3 separate regions of the Homo sapiens genome follow, and all the other regions are linked to region 3. A link is a loop called in an ENCODE intact Hi-C map of the cell type or tissue named here. Cell type or tissue: heart right ventricle. All regions are shown on one strand. Links, peaks and the distances in the headings refer to the core of each region. The heading gives the core; the rest is flanking DNA.

Region 1 (6,603 bases), core at 836-5,835, 510 kb before region 3:
CATGGAATGTGGTTCAAAATACTGACTGGGTAATGAATACTATCAACAAATATAATTTTATGTTAGTAGAAAAAGATATTAGCTAATTTTACAAACCTTGTAATATATAACTACAATATGTTGATTCTATAGAATTATTGTAAAGCTACTGTAAACAAAGCAGCAGTGAGATGCACACCATCATGGTATTCATCTCTGTAGGGGGATAAAGGTTCTGGAGCCTAGCTGATTACTATAAATAAGTACTTTTCAGTGCTTTATCGTACTTTTTTTTTTTTTTTTTAGATGGAGTCTTGCTCTTGTTGCCCAGACTGGAGTACAATGGCACAATCTCGGCTCACTGCAACCTCTGCCTCCTGGGTTCATGCGATTCTCCTGCCTCAGTCTCCCAAGGAGCTGGGATTACAGGTGCCTGCCAACATGCCAGGCTAATTTTTGTATTTTTAGTAGAGACAGGGTTTCACCATGTTGGCCAGGCTGGCCTTGAACTCCTGACCTCAGGTGATCTGCTCGCCTTGGCCTCCCAAAGTGTTGGGATTACAGGTGTGAGCCGCCGTGCCAGCCTTACTCATTATTTTCATGTTATCTGGGAAACATGTTTTTTTCCTATTTTGTGAAACCTCAGAGACATCAATTCTCTACATGAAATTTTCTAATTTGCAGAAATCAGCTGAAAGGGATTTTGTTCCAAATCCTTACTGAAATTTATCATGTTTCAAAGAATATGCTCAATGATACTTTGTACTCTGTGGGTAGTATATTCACAAAATCATTGAATCTCAAAGTTGTAAATGTTATCTTGTCCATTGTCACTGCTGGGCCAGTTATTTGGGTCCTGCCATACTCTATCCCCCTTTGCTACTCTCTGTAACTCTCCTTTCTGTTGTACGCTTCTGGCTTCTGGAGATTTGATCAGACATCCTGCCTTACTAGAGAGACAGGTACCAACATATGACAACAGCCAGGGGATCTATAACTTCATTTATGTTGCATGCTATAATCTCTCAACAAATCTGTATGCTAGACTGAAAAGGTATTACTATGCTCATTTTAAGAAAAGGCAAGTTATATTCAGAGAGGCAAAGTGTAGATAGAGCAGTAAATGGCAGAGCCAGGACTACAAACTCTGGCTTCTTATTAAATGCTTGTTCCACTCCCTGCCTAATCAGAAGTGATTGTGTAGTTTTTTAAAGGCATGTAATATACCATAAAAGAAAGAGTCTAATGAGAACGGACCCTTGTCCAGAATCATCAGAAAGAGAGGATGCTGGCCAAGTGCGGTGGCACACCTGTAGTCTCAGCTACCTGAGAGGCTGATGTGAGAGGATTGCTTGAGCCCCGGAGTTCAAGACTGCAGCGAGCTATTATCACATCTGTGAATAGCCACTGCATTCTAGCCTGGGTGATGTAGTGAGACCTAGTCTCTCTCTCTCTTTTTTTTTTTGAGATGGAGTATTGCTTTGTTGACCAGGCTGGAGTGTAGTGGCGCGATCTCGGCTCACTGCAACCTCCGCCTCCTGGGTTCAAGCAACTCTCCTGTCTCAGCCTCTCAAGCATCTGGGATTACAAATGTCCGCCACCATGGCTGGCTAATGTTTTGTATTTTTAGTAGAGATGGGTTTCACCATGTTTGCCAGGCTAGTCTTGAACTCCTGACCTCAAGTGATCCGCCCACCTTGGCCTCCCAAAGTGCTGGGATTACAGGCATGAGCCACCGTGCCTGGCCCTAGACCTAGTCTCTTAATAATTTAAAAAAAAAAAAAAAAAAAAAAAAAAAAAGGAGAGGATGCTGTGGCAAGAGGTATGGATTTGTCTGAGGTAACCAGCAGAAAACTGCATGTGTGAACATTTTACTATCACTCTGTGGAATGAAATGAACATGATTCAGAATCCCATGTTCAGATGAAAACTATGATTTTGGTTAACCATAGCTTAAGGGCCTATTCACATCATAAATTTGCTTTCTTTTTTATGATTCATGCTATATTTTAAATTATAAAACATTTCCAACATAACAGTATAACAAACACCCATGTATCCATCGCTCAGATTTGACAAATGCTAATATTTTCCAATATTTACTTCATATTCCTTCCCCCAGACTCTTCATTTTTAACATATAAAAACTGAGTTTTCTTTCTAAAACTCAAAGATTACTCTGAATAGTGATAAGAGGAAATAGGTAACAAGGGTTATAATCATGAATAATATAATAGAGAGAAAACAGTTCATGATTTTCTCAGTTTTCTCACATAAAGCAAGCAGGGTATATTAATTTTCTCAATGATAGGAGGCTAAAACTACAAAACATTATAATCTGACCTTATATTTAAGACAGAACTTCCCACATATAAGATCAATTAATATCCAAGAAATATAATTAATGACAATACTAATGTTTTTAAAAAATACATTTTCACACCTATGTGTTAATCTCACAACTCTGTGAGGAAGGCAGTACAAAAGAGGACACTGAGGTTCACATAGGTAGTATTAGGTTCAAACTCATCCTGTGTTTTCTCTATTCTTCTTCTAAATATAGTAATATTTGCATTATGAAAGACACTTTGTTACACATAAAACACCTTCAGATAAAAGCTATTTATCAGCATTTATATAAATATATAAATCTTATTTGTATATACCAAATACTGATAGAAACAAAATTTGTACTTCTAAAATTTGACTTATTCTCACCACTGCCACTAGAGGGGCTATTGGATTAAGCAGATTAAGTTTTCTAGGTATATATCAGTAGTTTCCCTTTTCACAAAGAGTGGCATATCTTAAAGGGATATCATGATATCACTTAAATCTTTCTTCATTAACAACTGCAGTTTTAATTTAATTTGGATGGTGCTTAGCCATTCCTTTAAAGATAAATCTCTTTTTTTCTTTTTTTGAGACAGGGTCTCACTCTATCACCCAGGCTGGAGTGCAGTGGTGTGATCACAGCTCACTGCAGCCTCCACATACCAGGCTAAAGCGATCCTCCCACCTCAGCCTCCTGAGTAGCTGGGACCACAAGAGTGCGCCACCACACCTGGATAATATTTTTTGTGTTTTTTGTAGACAGGGTTTCACCATGTTGCCCAGGCTAGTCTTGAACTCCTGGGCTCAAGAGATCTGCCCGCCTCAGCCTCCAAAAGTGCTGGGATTACAGGCATGAGCCACTGCACCTGGCCGAAAAATAATTCTTTTTTTCTTTTTTAAGACAGAGTCAGCCAGGCGTGGTGGCTCATGCCTGTAATCCTAGCACTTTGGGAGGCCAAGGCAGGTGGATCACGAGGTCAGGAGATCGGGACCATTCTGGTTAACATGGTGAAACCCTGTCTCTACTAAAAATACAAAAAATTAGCCGGGCGTGGTGGCGGGCACCTGTAGTCCCAGCTACTCGGGAGGCTGAGGCAGGAGAATGGCATGAACCTGGGAGGTGGAGCCTGCAGTGAGCAGAGATCGTGCCACTGCACTCCAGCCTGGGTGACAGTGCAAGAATCCTTCTCAAAAAAAAAAGACAGATTCTTGCTCTGTCACCCAGGCTGGAGTGCATGGCGCTACCTCTACTCACTGCAACCTCTGCCTCCTGGCTTTAAGTGATTCCCGTGCCTTAGCCACCCAAGTAGCTGGGATTACAAGTGTGTGCCACCATGCTTGGCAATTTTTTGTATTTTTAGTAGAGTTTTGCCATGTTGGCCAGGCTGGTCTTGAACTCCTGGCCTCCCAAAGCGCTGGGATTATAGGCATGAGCCACTGCGCCTAGCCAAAAATAATTCTAATACTAACATGAATCTTGATTTACTAACACTTCCCATTCATTTTCATTTGAATAATTAAATACCTAACCATTGTTCTCTTAGAGTACCAATATTACATGAAAACATTCTGTAAGACAATTGCTTTAATGCTAAGAATGTATGTACTAGGCAACAGAAGATAAAGCCATTAATTGAAGACCTGAGTGTCACAAAGTCTAGAATCCTGTTTTATCTCTACTGCTAACTACCTAGATGATCCTGAAAAACTAGTATCATTTTTTTGGGGAAGGGGGTATTATTCTCTTTATCTATAAAATGAGGACATTTGGAGTATGTCTTTTTCATCTCTAACATTCACTGATTCTAAGAATTTGTGGTTGGTTGGGATCCAGATCAAGGGCAAAGCTATAAATTTTTTTAGGTTGACCCAGAAGTCTGAAGTCTACTTGAAAAAATACTAAGACTGCCCTATCCTTTAAAGGCTGGGAAAGTCCAGCCTTCACAACAAAACCGTCCAGGAAGCACAGAGGCTTGGACTGTTTATTTTTTGTACTTTAATAGAAGACTAGCAGCTTGCCATTTTGTGCTTTGCTAATTCAGGAATTGACACTTCTCTTCCTTTTGCCACTCATGATCCTCTTTCCCACTGTAACTCCATTCTCACCAGGCCCAAAGTACCCTAGCAGCTTCCAGAACCCTTAGGGTGAATCGAACTTTCAGTAGGGAGAGGAAAATACCAGCAACCTAAGTAACAACCAACTGGAGAGTGGAAGAATGAGCATAATATTTAGGATACCTAGAGAAATAAAACTTCTGGGGCAATAGATAATTTTAATAACAATAATAAGCAATTAAAACACTAATACAGATTCAATTATGACATTAACACTGTGTTCTGGAACAAAATATGTGATTTTCAAATTTTAAGATTTAGTAGATGAAGGTAATTACAGTCCTTGTCAAAAATTCAATTAGTTGCTTGGAAGATCAAGTGGTAGAAATATCTCCAAGGATTGTGCAAAAGTGCAAAAGATAGAAGTCATGCAGAAAATAATAAGAAGACAGAGCAAGAGACTGACATACTACCAATAGGAATTCCATAAGGAAATAAAGGAAGAGATAGGGGGGAAAAGAGGAAAATTTTATTTATTTGAGAAGAGTTGGACTTGGAAATTGAAAAGGTTTACTAAGTTCCAGCCAAGATTGATTTAAAAAAAAAAGCAAAACAAAAACATAAACCTAAATATGTCCTGGTACAATTTTGGAATTTCAAAAATAAACAGAAAATCTTACAAGCTACCAAATATTTAATAGGAAGATTGGGTTACTAACAAAGGAAAAAGTAATATTGGCTTTGGACTTCTTACCTACAATACCAAAAACTAGAAAATAGTAAATTAACATCAACATATCTCTTCAAGCCATACAACCCTCAAATCTTACATCCAGTCATTCACTAATCAAAATGGAAGAATGATACTTGTTAGAATGCAAAGATTCAGATGACAAATCACCAAGTAATGTTCTGGAAAAATGACTGTAAATGAAAAAATGATTCAGAACATAGACTTCAAGGTAGGGGAAGTTGGAGGAGAGAAAACAGTAGTGAAACACACACACACAGTCCTTTATAAAAAATATAGCTAAATCTAGGCTGGGCATGGTGTCTCACACCTATAATCCCAGCACTTTGGGAGGCCAAGGCAGGTGGATCACTTGAGGTCAGGAGTTCGAGACCAGCCTGGCCAACATGGTGAAACCCTGTCTCTACTAAAAATATAAAAATTAGTTGGGTGTGGTGGCAGGTGCCCGTAATGCCCGTTACTCAGGACACTGAGGCAGGAGGATCACTTGAACCTGGGAGATGGAGGTTGCAGTAAGCTGAGATTGTGCCATTGCACTCCAGCCTGGGTGACAGAGTAAGACTCTGTCAAAAAAAAAAAAAAAAAAAAAAAAAAGAAGAAAGAAAGAAAGAGAAAAAAAGAGAGAAAGAAAGAGAGAGAAAGGAAAGATAAAGAAGAAAAAAGAAAGAAAAGAAAAATTAAAAAAGAAAGAGAAAGAGAAAGAAAGAAGGAAAAAGAAAGAAAGAAAGAAAATAACAAGTAGGGCAAAAAGTCACCAGGCAAATGTAAATAAGCAAAAAAGCAGGAGTAGTAATATTAATGTCAAAACGGGATTTGATGTTAAAAAAAAGAATAAAGAGACACAACAAATTGTGATAAAAGGAAACTTTGTAAAGGTGATGCAGCAGTATACAACTCTCTCACAAGACAGCGTCTCATTTCATCCAGACTTCCTGATTGTCCCACCAAATTCCTGCACATTGTAGGCACTCAGTAAATGGGCTGAATGAAACTTGATTTCAAGTCAGTCTATCCACAGTAGCTTTGGGAGTAAATAGTTTAGTTACTCAATTATAATATCATAGGCTAATAATATTGTCTGGGATGAAAGAAAAGATACTGCTAAACATATAATCATAAACAGTACTTTGAGAAGGGATTAAGGTGAAACAACTGTATATTCAAATATCATGTAAAAGAGGAAGCCAACTTATTTGGCATTGCTTGGAGGGCAGAATTAGGGCTAACAGATGAAAGACACAGGAAGAAAGACTGGCTCTGTGTAATGGAAAAACATACTTACTTTAACAGCCATCGAACAATAGAATGTGCTACCTCATGAGGCAGTAGAGATCTTTCTCACTAAAAGAATTCAAACAAAAACCTAACAGCTAAGTTGTTGCAGATTTTCCTTAACACCCCCTTGGGTGAAAGTCTGGACTAGCTAACATCAGAATAAGATACTGTGATTCTATGGAAATACTGAAAGTTACATAAACACAATG
Region 2 (6,603 bases), core at 732-5,731, 660 kb before region 3:
CTGAGGCAGGTGGATCACACGAAGTCAGGAGTTTGAGACCAGCCTGGCCAACATGGCAAAACTCCAGGTCTACAAAAAAATGCAAAAATTAACCAGTTATGGCGGTGTGCTCCTGTAGTCCCAGCTACTTGGGAGGCTGAGGCAGGAGAATCACTTGAACCTGGGTGGCGGAGGTTGCAGTGACCCAGTATCACGCCACTGCACTCTAGCCTAGATGACAGAGTGAGACCCTGTCTCAAAAAAAAAAAAAAAAAAAAGGAAATAAAGAAAATAAAACTTTTTCCTTGTCATTATTCTCTAAACATACATATATGTGCGTTCATCAGTAGTTTATAATGAAGAAAAATTTGGGAAAAAATTTAAAAGTCAAAACCGTCATTAGAATGACCTAAGAAGCTGTGGCCCAGAGCTAGATAAGAGCTGAGGGATAGCCAGAATCTAACCATAAGCTAATATTAAGAATAGATAGGAAGAATATAAAATGTCAGATTCCATCACATACAATGAGGTTACCAAAGAATTCCCTAAGAGATTAAATAATTCAACAGCCTTAAAGTGTCTTAAAAGCAAAATAGGATAACACTTAAATATCTTATAAGAAAAAGAAATTATAAAAGCAACAAAGCAGTTAAGCTTTGCATAAGCTACAATCTTATGGGGACTAGACTTCTCTGAGTAGACAATTAAATTACTGTTTAATTAAAACAATTTTCTTCGTAAAGATGGAGTCTATAACTCCTGGCGTCAAGAAATCTTCCTGCCTCGTCCACCCAAAGCGCTAGGATTACAGGTGTGAGCCATGCCTTGCAAGGTCTTTAGTAATTGTTAAAAGGGTCTCATGGCTGGGTGCGGTGGGTCATGCCTGTAATCCCAGCACTTTGGGAGGCTCAGGAGGGCAGATCACCTGAGGTCAGGAGTTCAAGACCAGTCTGGCCAACATGGTAAAATCCCGTCTCTACTGAAAATACAAAAAAATTAGCTGGGTGTGGTGGCACATGTCTAAAGTGCCAGCTACTTGGGAGGCTGAGGCAGGAGAATCGCTTGAACCTCGGAGGCGGAAGTTGCAGTGAGCGGAGATCGCACCACTGCACTCCAGCCTGGGCGACAGAGTGAGACTCTGTCTCGAAGGAAAAAAAAAGGGAGACCCCAGCCTGGCTGTTAGTGTGTTGTGAAAGACTGAGGGCCTCAGATTTCACCACTGACTGAAATCAACAAGCAGCCATAGACAGCCCAGAAGGTAATTGTATCCCTACTGGGTCTCTTCAACCTCAGGGGAATTTAAACTTTTTAAGGCCAAGGAGTTTCTGTATAATCTCTCCTATGTACCAAAGCCACTCAAAAGGACACTAAAATACTGACATTATTTTGAAAATTACCTGTACTTCTACCTTTCGGCTGTTAACTACTGGTATTATTTTGCTACGCCATGTAGCCTTTCAAACTTTTAAAATGCTGGTCTAACCGTATAGATGACACTGTAAATGTTGTTTTGCAACCTATTTTCCAATTCCTTAGAATAAATTTCTAGGATAAAATTATTAATCAGATAACAAAAGCATTTAACACTTTGACACATACTGCCAAAGCTGCCTTCTGGATTTGTACCAATTCATACCCCTACCAGCGTTGCACATGAATGTCTGTTCTCACAAACACAAATCAATTTAAGAATTATCAATCTTTTAATTTTTGGGATCTGGTATGATAGAACATATTTTTACAAGTTATAGCCATTTGAATTTCTTCTTTCATCCATTTTATCTTTTGCCCATTTTACTACTAGAGTGCTTTTTAATAAGTAGAATTTAACTGATATCCCTGTAGTCTTAACTAGAACATACTTAATATAATTTCATCCTTTTTTCTTATATCAGAACAATGGCTTTTAATCCAATATATTTATGGAAAAAAAAAACTAAGGAAATGTAAAAGACCTATTTTGCCACAGTTCTAATTTAATCATAACCAGAATCTCCAGTGTCTTTTTTTTTGTTTTTGTTTTTGAGATAGGGTTTCGCTCTGTCACCCTGGCTAGAGTTCGGTGGTGTGAACATGGCTCACTGCAGTCCTGAGCTCCCAGGCTCAAGTGATCCTTCCCACCTCAGCCTCCCCAGTAGCTGGGACTACAGGTGCATAACACCACACCCAACTAATTTTTTTGTATTTTTTGTAGAGACAAGATTTCACTGTCACCCAAGCTGGTCTTGAACTCCTGGACTCAAGTGATCCACCCACCTTGGCCTCCCAAAGTGCTGAGATTACAGGCGTGAGCCACCACGCGCAGCCATAAAGGGTACATTTTTAAAAGCACTTCACAAATACGTATTATTCAAGAACAGTTTTTTTCTTTTTTTTTTTTTTTTTTTGAGACCAGGTCTCACTCTGTCACCACGCTGGAGTGCAGTGGCGTAATCAGAGCTCACTGCAGCCTCAACTTCTCAGGTTCCAGCGATCCTCCCACCTAGCCTCCCAAGTAGCTAAGACCACAGTCGCATTCCACCACACCTGGCTATTTTTGTATTTTTTTTGGTAGAGATGGAGTTTCACCAGGTTGCCCAGGCTGATCTGCAACTCCTGAGCTCAAGCGATCCACCCACCTCGGCCTCCCAAAGTGCTAGGATTATAGGCATGAGCCACCACGCCCGGCTAAGAACAGTTAATTTTCCACACACTCAAAGAAATGTTCCATTCTTTGATGGATATATCTGTTACTTAAACAAAAATCCACCTAAGTTTTTCAACATTCTATACAATTCTGCAGGGAATTTAAAAAATCCATTCAGATGTAACTAAATCAGTCCTGTCAAATACACTCTTCCATAATAAAAGATGAAGACACAGAGACAACAAAGAGAAGACAGAGGACAGAGAGAAGAAATTCCCTTCCCCAATCCCATACAGACAGACAACAGACACAAGAAGGAACCACATGGACAGAGAAAGAGAGAAATGAAGAACCACAAGGCTAGTGAGAAAGACTGATATATGTGCTAGGTTGGGAGTGGACAAAAAAGTAAGTACTAAGGCGGGATGGAGGCACTCTGCCCAGGAGAAGGTAGAGGCAGGCATAGCAAATCTAGCTTTGGTAGTAAATTCAAGTCTGTAACAAATTTCCTACAAGGAATTTCTTTATATCTAGTTTAAATTATTTGCCCTGTAGGTGGAGCTATTTCCTCTTACCTGATTTTTCAGTAGAAATTAAGCTCCCATCTTCTCTAATATTTCACGCAACATTTAACTCTTGATTATTTAAAAGAGAGAATATATTATTCTAAAGTAAGAAAATTCACTTACATTTGGCTTTAGGATACAACTAATCAGATGAATACAAACATACACATGGGTCCACAAATCCACCCTCGTAAACTCTGTCCTCCCTCCTTGCCCTCTCCTGTCAGTCTAAAACGTAAAAGAATGGACTCTGAAACAGGCAACAGAAAGCAATCACCAAGAGTTACTTTATCAGAAAATCCTACTTTCCAATGCCTAGAACTCTGGGTAACCATGTGGAAGATTTTTTGGTTATAAGGGTAAACATTAAAATTACCTAAGGGGGTCAGGCGCAGTGGCTCACACCTGTAATCCCAGTACTTTGGGAGACCGAGGCGGCTGGATCAGGAGATCAGAGATCGAGACCATCCTGGCTAACACGGTGAAACCCCATCTCTACTAAAAACATACAAAAAAATTAGCCAGGGGTGGTGGTGGGCACCTGTAGTCTCAGCTACTCGGGAGGCTGAGGCAGGAGAATGGTGTGAACCTGGGAGGTGGAGCTTGCAGTGAGCCGAGATCGCGCCACTGCACTCCAGCCTGGGCGACAGAGCGAGACTCCGTCTCAAAAAAAAAAAAAAAAAATTTACCTAAGGAATCTCCATCTGGATTGGCATCATTTATTTTTATATATTACTCTCATTTACCCCATATGAAAACAGATAGCTTCTAGGGACCTATACCCAGCATTAAGCTTTTCCATTTCATTGTGTAAATAATTCCAACTCTTTTAACCTGTCCTCAGAAATTTCAAGTCCAACCAACTTCATGACTTTTTTCTGAAACTTTTAAGATTTCTTTTCCTCTAAACTGTAGGGTCAAATATGATACTCAGATGGGGAACTTAATATTACTAAGTAGGAGGAAATTACATCAGTTTCCAGTACATCTACCTGTGGAATTAAAATTGTGGTGGCTCATGCCTCTAATCCTAACACTTTGGAAGGCCACGGTGGGAGGATCACTTGAGGCCAGGAGGTCAAGACCAGCCTGGGCAACACAGTGAGATCCCGTCTCTACAAAAAAATAAAAATAAAAATAAAAATTTTTTAACCTAGACGAATGGAAAAACAAGATGTGGTATATTTGTACAGTGGAATATTAATTCATCCATAAAAAAGAAATGAAGTACTGATTCATGCTACAATATGGATGAACCCTGAAAACATAATGGTAAGTGAAAAGAGGCCAGTCACAAAAGAGCCTATGTTATGTAATTTCATTCATATAAAATGTCTAGAATAAGCAAATCCAAAAAGAAAGTATATTCGTGGTTGTCAAGGGCCAGGTGGTGGACAGAATAGGGAGTGACCATTAATGGGTACATATTTTGGAATTATATAGTAGTGATGATTGCACAACCTTTTTTTTTTTTTTTTTTTTTTTTTTTTTTTTTTTTTTTTTAGCACTGCAGCCTCGATCTCCTGGGCTCAAAGCTCAAAAAATCCTCCTGCCTCAGCCTCCCTAGTATGCTGGGACTACAGAAGCATACCACCATGCCCAGCTGTTTTTTTTTTTTTTTAAGAGATAGGGTCTATGTTGCCCAAGCTGGTCTCAAACTCCTGGGCTCAAGAGATCCTCCTGCCTTGGCCTCCAAAGGTGCTACTAATACGGGCGTGAACCACCACGCCTGCCTGCACAACCTTGTGAGTATACTAAAAACTAATGAATTCTACAGTTTAAAAGACAAAATTTTATGGTATGTGAATTATACCTTAATAAAGTTATTTTTAAAATGAAATAAGAAATTAGTGGTTAAGATCCACAAATTTTATGGACTACAGAGTTAGATGATCTCTCTGTAGCTTCTGGTTCTAACAAAAATTAAATTTCATTCAAACCTGTAGTGTGCCATTTACTCAAATGCTTTTTTCATTTGGTCCTCAAGAAAATCCTGAAACCGAGGCTCAGAAAAATTGAGTAACATGCCCAAAGTCAATAGCGCAATTTAGTGACATTAAAAAGTATTTAAACTCAGTTTTGACTCTATTATCCCTACTTTCCAATATGCAGCTACCGCATACATTTCTGAATGTGCCGTAAGACAACGAAGCAAATCTTCGCAGGCAGAAATAAGTTTTAAAACCTACTACTGCTTAATAAGTGGAATGAAGTTTCAACGTATTGTGTCAAAGACTGAATGATGTAGCAGTTACTTTTCTATAGAATTATGTGTATTTAATAAACAAAATTTACATTACTATACATATACTCTAATGAATTTTTACATCTTTAGGTCTAATTTTAGCAACCTGACTAAATCACAGAATTCTCAAATGATCCCAACACTTCAAACATTAAATCTAGTGACAACAGATTTAATTATTTCAATTCCAGGAAGATAAAAAAAAATTCCCTGAAGGAATGGCTAATAACATTTATTTGGAAATATCTGTAACAATAGCTAAACAAAAATTTGATAGTAAAAATAATCAACTTCTCAGAAGCAGGCTGAACTAAAACTCAAGATTTACTGGCATTGGGATTTTGTCTGTTGGCTTGAAATAAACTTTATCTTAAAGCCAACCTTTAAAAAAGTTTACAATCACACAAAATTCCAGTATGCCCCATGATCAATCAAAAGTCAGTTAAATGCCAGAATGAAATCTGAAAGAGCTATTTTACTTTAAAATGTCAATAATCTTTTGACTTAATAGTTTGAATATCCAGAGACATCTGACAAAAAATATGCAGACACTAATTAAGACTGAAACATGCTATTAATTCTATGAAAATATTTTGTTCTTTAGCTTTATTCATCCCGGTTTTCTTCCCCGTGGTGTGTTTTTCCTTCTTCACACTAATAGTATCTCATAGATTAGAAAGCCCCTAATCACAAATTCCAGGAGTCTTTTTATTAACCACTAAACAGCTCACCACAGATATATATGGGTGTGTATGTTCCCTTTCCTGACACTGCTTCAAAGACAACAATTTTATAGTCACATATATGATAGATGGCAGTCATCCCTAGTTTATTCAAGTATTCTATCTATATATTTCCTTGTCCACATCCCTGGCCCAAAATTACTTAACTGAGAACACAAAAACAGTGAAATCTATAATATAGAAATATATGAAAATTACCCTACTCTAGCTTAACCCACTCTAACCTGCATTATTTTCTTTTCCGAGGATTTCTCTCACAAGGTAGTTTGCTCTGATTATGAAAGAGAACAAAGACAATAATATTTGTAACAAAGCAAGCTTTAAAAACTAATGCCAATTTTAAGGAAAGCCTCCCTAATATCAAATTTTTTACCATTTATAATACTAATTATTCATTTGAAATCTAGTTCCCATATCACTATTTCTTATCTTTCAAAAAAATTC
Region 3 (6,603 bases), core at 931-5,930:
TAATCTACGTACATCAGATTATCAGTACTTTAAGTCTAACAATATCAAGTCTTTGTGAAACCTCATACATTTCTCATGAAACAGTAAACTGATGGGACTACTTTAAAGAACGATTCAAAAAAATTAGTAAAATGTTTAAAAGTTTATATACTATATGCTGGCCATTCTATACCTAGATACATACCTCAAGGAAATTTTCACCTATTCATGATTCTTTGAAGCACTGTTCACAAGAGTAAAAATTATGAAACAAGCAATAGAGGAATTAATAATAAATTATGATACATTCATGCAATGAAATACTCTTCAACAGTTGAAATAAAGAACTAGATCCATCAACGAATGTATCTGAGAAACAATGTTGGGGGCGGGGGGAAGCATGTTCCAGTTTGATACTATTCAAATATAGTTTAAGATACGTAAAACAAGACTACATTTATTCTGGATGTGAGAAAAAGAGTAAAATTGTGAAACAAGCAGGGAATATAAAACAACAAATTCAGAATAAGGGTTACTACTGGGAAGAGAATGATAAAGGTGAATGGTATAGGTAAGAGATTCACAGATGACTTCCATTTTATCTGTAATGTTTTATTTCTTAAGTTCAATAGTAATTATATGGGTATTCATTAGATTTATACCAATTTTAAGGTAAGAGTCATATATTGCTATCTATCCTCTATTCCCCCAAATGAGAATATTTTATATAAAAGATCTATAGTCAATTATAATAATTCTAACACTGAAATATAGGCATTCCCAATAAAGCAAATCTCAATAAAGCAAATCTCTATAAAGCAAATCTCTGGCAGTCAAAACCTAAAACCTAAATGATAACTGCACTGTTTTATAATTTGTAGGATCACAAAGTTCTTCATTTACATTATCAGCTGTTGATTTTCCATGAGAATCTCATCTCCAGTAGACATGAATCCAATTCAGTTACAAGTACCTCAAATTGAATTATCTATCATTCTACTCATATGCTATCTTCTTAACTACAAAAATATCCTGAAAAATCTTATGGTATGGCATTCATAGAAAGGCAAATATACTACTTCCATCCTCATTACCTAACTGTGAGGTCCAGTGTTAAGCCAAAAAGACATTAGAAATTATTAAATACATCCAAAAAACAATAACTAGAACCACAGCATTCAATTTAATACATTGGTTCTTGCTGTTTTTATTTAAATGGAAAATATCCTCAAAATATTAAGTTATCTTCTTTCTAACATGTTACCTAAAGTTCAACTCAAATATATTACTATTAGCACTTCTGTTAAATCTTCATCCTTCGGTGAAAATTTTGATCAGAATGAGAATGTTTCATAAAATAAATCCAATTACTTAAATGAATGTGAATGCCTTAGAACAAAGTTTATTATGGCTTCAAATAAAACATCAAAATTTGGAGAAACATCATATTTAATATAGAGAAAAGAATTAACAGAATAACTTTTATGCACTTATATCTGCATTTTAGGCTCCATTTACTTTTCCTATCTATAAGATAGAACATAAATTTCAGCCCTTGCTAAACAGATTCTGGTTCTCTATAATTATCTAAGCATAATAGATGGTAGAGGAGAAGCACCTTATGAAAAACAGGGGTATTAATTGAAAGTTAACATACTAAATGGTGAGAATCCCAGACTTCTCCATCACATGGCTAAAATAACACTGCCAGACAAGTTTACACCATTCAGGTAGGAAGTTAAAAGTTTTTCTCAGAAGGAACTAAACAGCCCAAGAGAAAATGCCCTATGATAGTGACATTTATGAGTACCTCTGGATACCTACCTAATAACCCTACAATGAAGTCCACTGGGTTATAAGGCCTGTCCTATTACATAGAAAAGCCAACTCATATTTATTGCCTCCCTATTAAATATAAATCTGCATATAAGAATCACAAGATATGTGAAGAAAGCTTGCATCATAAATAGCACAGATTAAACTAAACGCAGTAACAAACAAAAAGGATTTGGGAATAAACAATGCAAGAAACAGAATAGTCTTTAAAAAACCACACTGTGATTTTATTAGATGGAGACTGACAAATTGTGTACTTGACATAAGAACAGGGTATTATTACAAACAGGCATTGGAGGAAGAATTCTTGGAATTTAAAAATGTAAATGAAACATAAACTGTATTAGAAGGTTTGAAAACAAAGGTAGGGAAAAGAAACTACCAAGAAGTAGGACAAAAGGCAGACAATAGGAAAGAAAAGTTAAGAAAATTGGGGGGGAAATTGAGAAACTCTAACATCCAAACAGAAATTCCAGAAAAACAAAACAAGAAAAAAGAAGGGAGGGGCTGATCAAGTAAATAATATATGAAAATTTTCCAAAAATGAAAGACAATGGCCGGGCATGGTGGCCCATGAGTGTAATCCTAGCACTCTGGGAGACCAAGGCAGGAGGATCACTTGAGCCCAGGAGTTCGAGACCCTTGGCAACATAGTGAGACCCTGTCTCTACAAAAAAATTATAAAATTAGGTGTGGTGGTGCGTGTTTGTAGTTCCAGTTACATGGGAGGCTAAGGAGAGAGGATTGCTTGAGACTGGGAGGTCAAGGCTATAGTGACCATCTCGTACCACGGCACTGCAACCTGGTGACAGGGCAAGACCCTGCCTCAAAAAGAAGAAGAAGAAAAAAAAAGACAAGTTTCCAGATTGAAAGGCACTAACAAGTGCAGGCTTGACCAGCAGCTTGATTCCATTCAGACTAATTGTAAAAACAGGCACTTACTCTAGGCATCAACATGAGTGACCCAGCCCTTCCAAATGGCAGTTCATAGCTTATGTCTCCATGGAGGGGTGTCTCTGTAATCTACTATTACTACCCAAGTGAAGTAACTGGCAAGAGCCCAACACTCAGGAAAAAGATATCATAACTTAATCCTTAGGAATACTGTCTAAGGTAGGAGTTAGAAAACTTGTTTTCTGAAAAGAGCAGATAGTAAATAGTTTTGGCTTTGCAAGCCCCATACAGTCTCAAGTGTGTATTCTTTTTCCCCCAATGCTTTAAAAAATGTAAAAATCCTCCCAAGCTAAGAGCAATAGAAAAACAGATTGTAGCCAAATTTGGCACACAGACTGAAGTCTCTCAACCCCTGGTCCAAGAAAATGGCTTTTAATTCAGCCCATTGTGCTGGATCAGCCCTTACCAGTTAATCTTTTAGACTGTCCTTGGAGCTGGAGGGTGGCTGCCACCCAGTGGACACCATTAGCTTTTCACTTAAGCTATCAGAGAACCAGACCCAACCGTTTATTTAATAGAGTAAACTTTGTACATGAAATCAGCCCAAGGGCTTTACCCACAAGGTCAATTTAACATCATATCCCTTGGTAAACTTTCCTCAAATCTAGCAGTTGAATTCAGATACAGATCCTATACTAAAACACGGACCAAGGTGTCTCACAGGCACATGTCAAGGGCTATAGTAATTTAGTTCTTCTTATTACAGAGGAAATAAAGATATTTGAGTCTGCCAGTAAACATGTCTTATGCCATATTAATGAACTGTACTAAGAGAAAACATGTTTCCAGAAATTATGAAATGGTACATTCATAAATTTGACAATCTACAGAGTGTTGGTATGTGACAGCTTACAATGGCCACAAAATGCCTGTAATATCTCCAGGCTGAAAATCTGGGGAGCAGAGAGTACTGGGAGTGGAAAAGGACGATAAGGACATGAGGAGCACTGTGTAGACTTTTTCTCTCCTTTGGCTGCTCGCTCCAGGGTTGGTGTCCAAACCCTGCAGTTGTTTCCTCCCTCATGTAGCTTCTGATATTTGGAAAGCAACCTCGCTCAAGGAGGTGAAATATTACGGTAGCTCTTCCCCTTCATCTTCAGCCCTTTTGGCAAGCCCTGGGTTCAGCTTTCCCTTCCCACATGGGACCAAGGATGGTGATCTGGTAACCCGTATCCAATAAAGCCATGAAAGTTCAGGTCCCTCCTCTTCTTTAAAATTTCTCCAGGGCACTTAGTTTTCTCCTTGAGGCAGCTGATGTCAGGGTAAAGGGGGGATGGCAGGATGAGAGGACACAAACTGAGAAAGTGGCACATACACCAATAAGCATGACTTTGCTTTTTTTTTTTTTTTTTTTTTGAAACAGAGTCTCACTCCAACACACAGGCTGGAGCACAGTGGCACAATCTCAGCTTATTGCAACCTCCATCTCCTGGGTTCAAGTGATTCTCGTGCCTCAGCATCCCAAGTAACTGGGACTACAGGTGCACATCACCACACCCAGCCAATTTTTGTATTTTTAGTAGGCTTTGTATTTGCTTTCAGCTTTGAGCAGCCAGTCACATGATCAAGCAAACTAACTTCCAAGGTTGCTGGCTGATATGGTTTGGCTGTGTCCCCACCCAAATCTCATCCTCAATTGTAACTCCTACAATTCCCACATGTCTTGGGAGGAACCTGGTCGGAGGTGATTGAATTATGGGGGTGGGTCTTTCGTGTGCTGTCCTCATTATAGTGAATGAGTCTCATGAAATCTGATTGTTTTAAAAATGGGAGTTTCCCTGCACAAGTTCTCTCTTTGTCCACTGCCATATAAGAGGTGACTTTGTCCACTGCCATACAAGCTCCTCTTTGCCTTCTGCCATGATTGTGAGGCCTCCCCAGTCATGAAGAACTGTAAGTCCATTAAACCTCTTTCTTTTATAAATTGCCCAGTCTCAGGTATGTCTTTATCAGCAGCATGAAAATGGATTAATACAGTAAATTGGTACCAGTAGAATGGGGTGCTGCTGAAAACATACATGAAAATGTGGAAGCGAGTTTGGAACTGGATAACAGGCAGAGATTGGGACAGTTTGGAGGGCTCAGAAGAAGACAGGAAAATCTGGGAAAGTTTGGAACTTCCTAGAGATTTGTTGAATGGCTTTGACAAAAATGCTGATAGTGATATGAACAAAAAGGTACAGGCTGAGGTGGTCTCACAAGGAGATGAGGAACTTGTTGGAAACTGGAGCAAAGGTGACTCTTGCTATGTTTTGGCAAAGAGACTGGCAGCTTTTTGCCCCTGCCCCAGAGATCTGTGGAACTTTGAACTTGAGAGAGATGATTTAGGGTATCTGATGGAAGAAATTTCTAAGCAGTAAAGCATTCAAGACATGACTTGGGTGCTGTTAAAGGCATTCAGTTTTAAAAGGGAAACAGAGCATAAAAGTTTGGAAAACTTGTAGCCTGACAATGCGAAAGAAAAGAAAATCCCATTTTCTGAGGAGAAATTCAAGCCGGATGCAGAAATTTGCAAAAGTAATGAGGAGCTGAATGTTAATCCCCTAGACAATGGGGAAAATGTCTCCAGGACATGTCACAGGTCTTCATGGCAGCCCCTCCCATCACAGGCTCAAAGGCCTAGGAGGAAAACATGGTTTTGTGGGCCGGGCCAAGGGTCCCCATGGTGTGTGCAGTCCAGAAAGGTGGTGCCCTGCATCCCAGCTGCTCCAGCCATGACTGAAAGGGGCCAGTATAAGCTCAGGCCATGCGTTCAGAGGGTTCAAGCCCCAGGCCTTGGCAGCTTTCATGTGGTGTTGAGCCTGCAAGTGCATAGAAGTCAAGAACTGAGGTTTGGGAGCCTCCACCTGGATTTCACAGGATGTACGTAAATACCTGGATGTCCAGGCAGAAGTTTGCTGCAGGGGTGGGGCGCTCATGAAGAACCTCTGCTAGGGCAGTGCAGAAAAGAAATGTGGGGTTGAATCACCCACATGGAGTTCCTACTGGGGCTCCAACCTAGTGGAACTGTGAGAAAGGGCCACCATCCTCCAGACCCCATAATGGCAGATCCACCGACAGCACTGTGTGCCTGGAAAAGCCACAGACAGTCACTACTAGCCAATGAAAGCAGCTGGGATGGAGGCTGTATCCTGCAGAGACACAGGGGTGGAGCTGCCCAGACCATGAGAACCCACCTCTTGCATCAGCATGACCCGGACATGAGATATGGAGTCAAAGGAGATCATTTTGGAGCTTTAAGATTTCACAGCCGGCTGGGTGCGGTGGCTCACGCCTGTAATCCCAGCATTTTGGGAGGCCGAGGCGGTGGATCACAAGGTCAGGAGATCGAGACCATCCTGGCTAACATGGTGAAACCCCGTCTCTACTAAAATACAAAAAATTAGCTGGGCATGGTGGCGGGTGCCTGTAGTCCCAGCTACTCAGGAGACTGAGGCAGGAGAATGGTGTGAACCCAGGGGGTGGAGCTGGCAGTGAGCTGAGATCGTGCCATTGCACTCTAGCCTGGGCGACAGAGGGAGACTCTGTCTCAAAAAAAAAAAAAAGATTTGACAGCCCTGGCCAGGCACTGTGGCTCACATCTGTAATCCCAGCACTTTGGGAGGCCGAGGCAGGTGGATCACGAGGTCAGGAGATAGAGACCATCCTGGCTAACATGGTGAAATCCCATCTCTACTACAAATACGAAAAAAAAAAATTGGCTGGGTGCAGTGGCTCATGCCTGTAATCCCAGCACTTTGGGAGGCCGAGGCAGGCGGATCATGAGGTCAGGAAATCGAGACCACCCTGGCTAACACAGTGAAACCCCATCTCTACTAAAAATACAAAAAAAAA

What was found. Hi-C counts contacts between places; a loop is a spot of excess contacts. Peaks named below come from ENCODE experiments on the same cell type or tissue, not always from the same donor. Only the 100,000 strongest peaks of a DNase experiment are listed, where the experiment ranks them.
Region 1: a loop joins it to region 3, with 4 times the contacts of the local background. A loop is called at or near these places in 12 of 110 quality-filtered maps.
Region 2: it touches region 3 in a loop (8-fold over the local background); 16 of 110 quality-filtered maps call a loop at or near these places.

The regions. Positions count from the first base shown.
Region 1 is chr14:67,134,064-67,140,666 of GRCh38, reverse strand. All of the region lies in intron 17 of GPHN (gephyrin), which reads right to left. All of the region lies in intron 2 of LOC105370538 (a long non-coding RNA gene), which reads left to right. Among named protein-coding and RNA genes, the nearest start is that of GARIN2, 52 kb to the left of the region's middle. In heart right ventricle, for the core only: a CTCF peak has its summit at 2,711; no DNase peak of the experiment used is centred there.
Region 2 is chr14:67,282,619-67,289,221 of GRCh38, reverse strand. All of the region lies in intron 3 of PALS1 (protein associated with LIN7 1, MAGUK p55 family member), which reads right to left. It also overlaps a transcript of GPHN not described here. Among named protein-coding and RNA genes, the nearest start is that of PALS1, 44 kb to the right of the region's middle. In heart right ventricle, for the core only: CTCF peaks have their summits at 2,979 and 3,178 (motif pointing right); no DNase peak of the experiment used is centred there.
Region 3 is chr14:66,621,140-66,627,742 of GRCh38, reverse strand. All of the region lies in intron 1 of GPHN (gephyrin), which reads right to left. Among named protein-coding and RNA genes, the nearest start is that of GPHN, 120 kb to the right of the region's middle. In heart right ventricle, for the core only: a CTCF peak has its summit at 3,219 (motif pointing left); a DNase peak (open chromatin) is centred at 3,217; H3K27ac peaks cover 560 bases.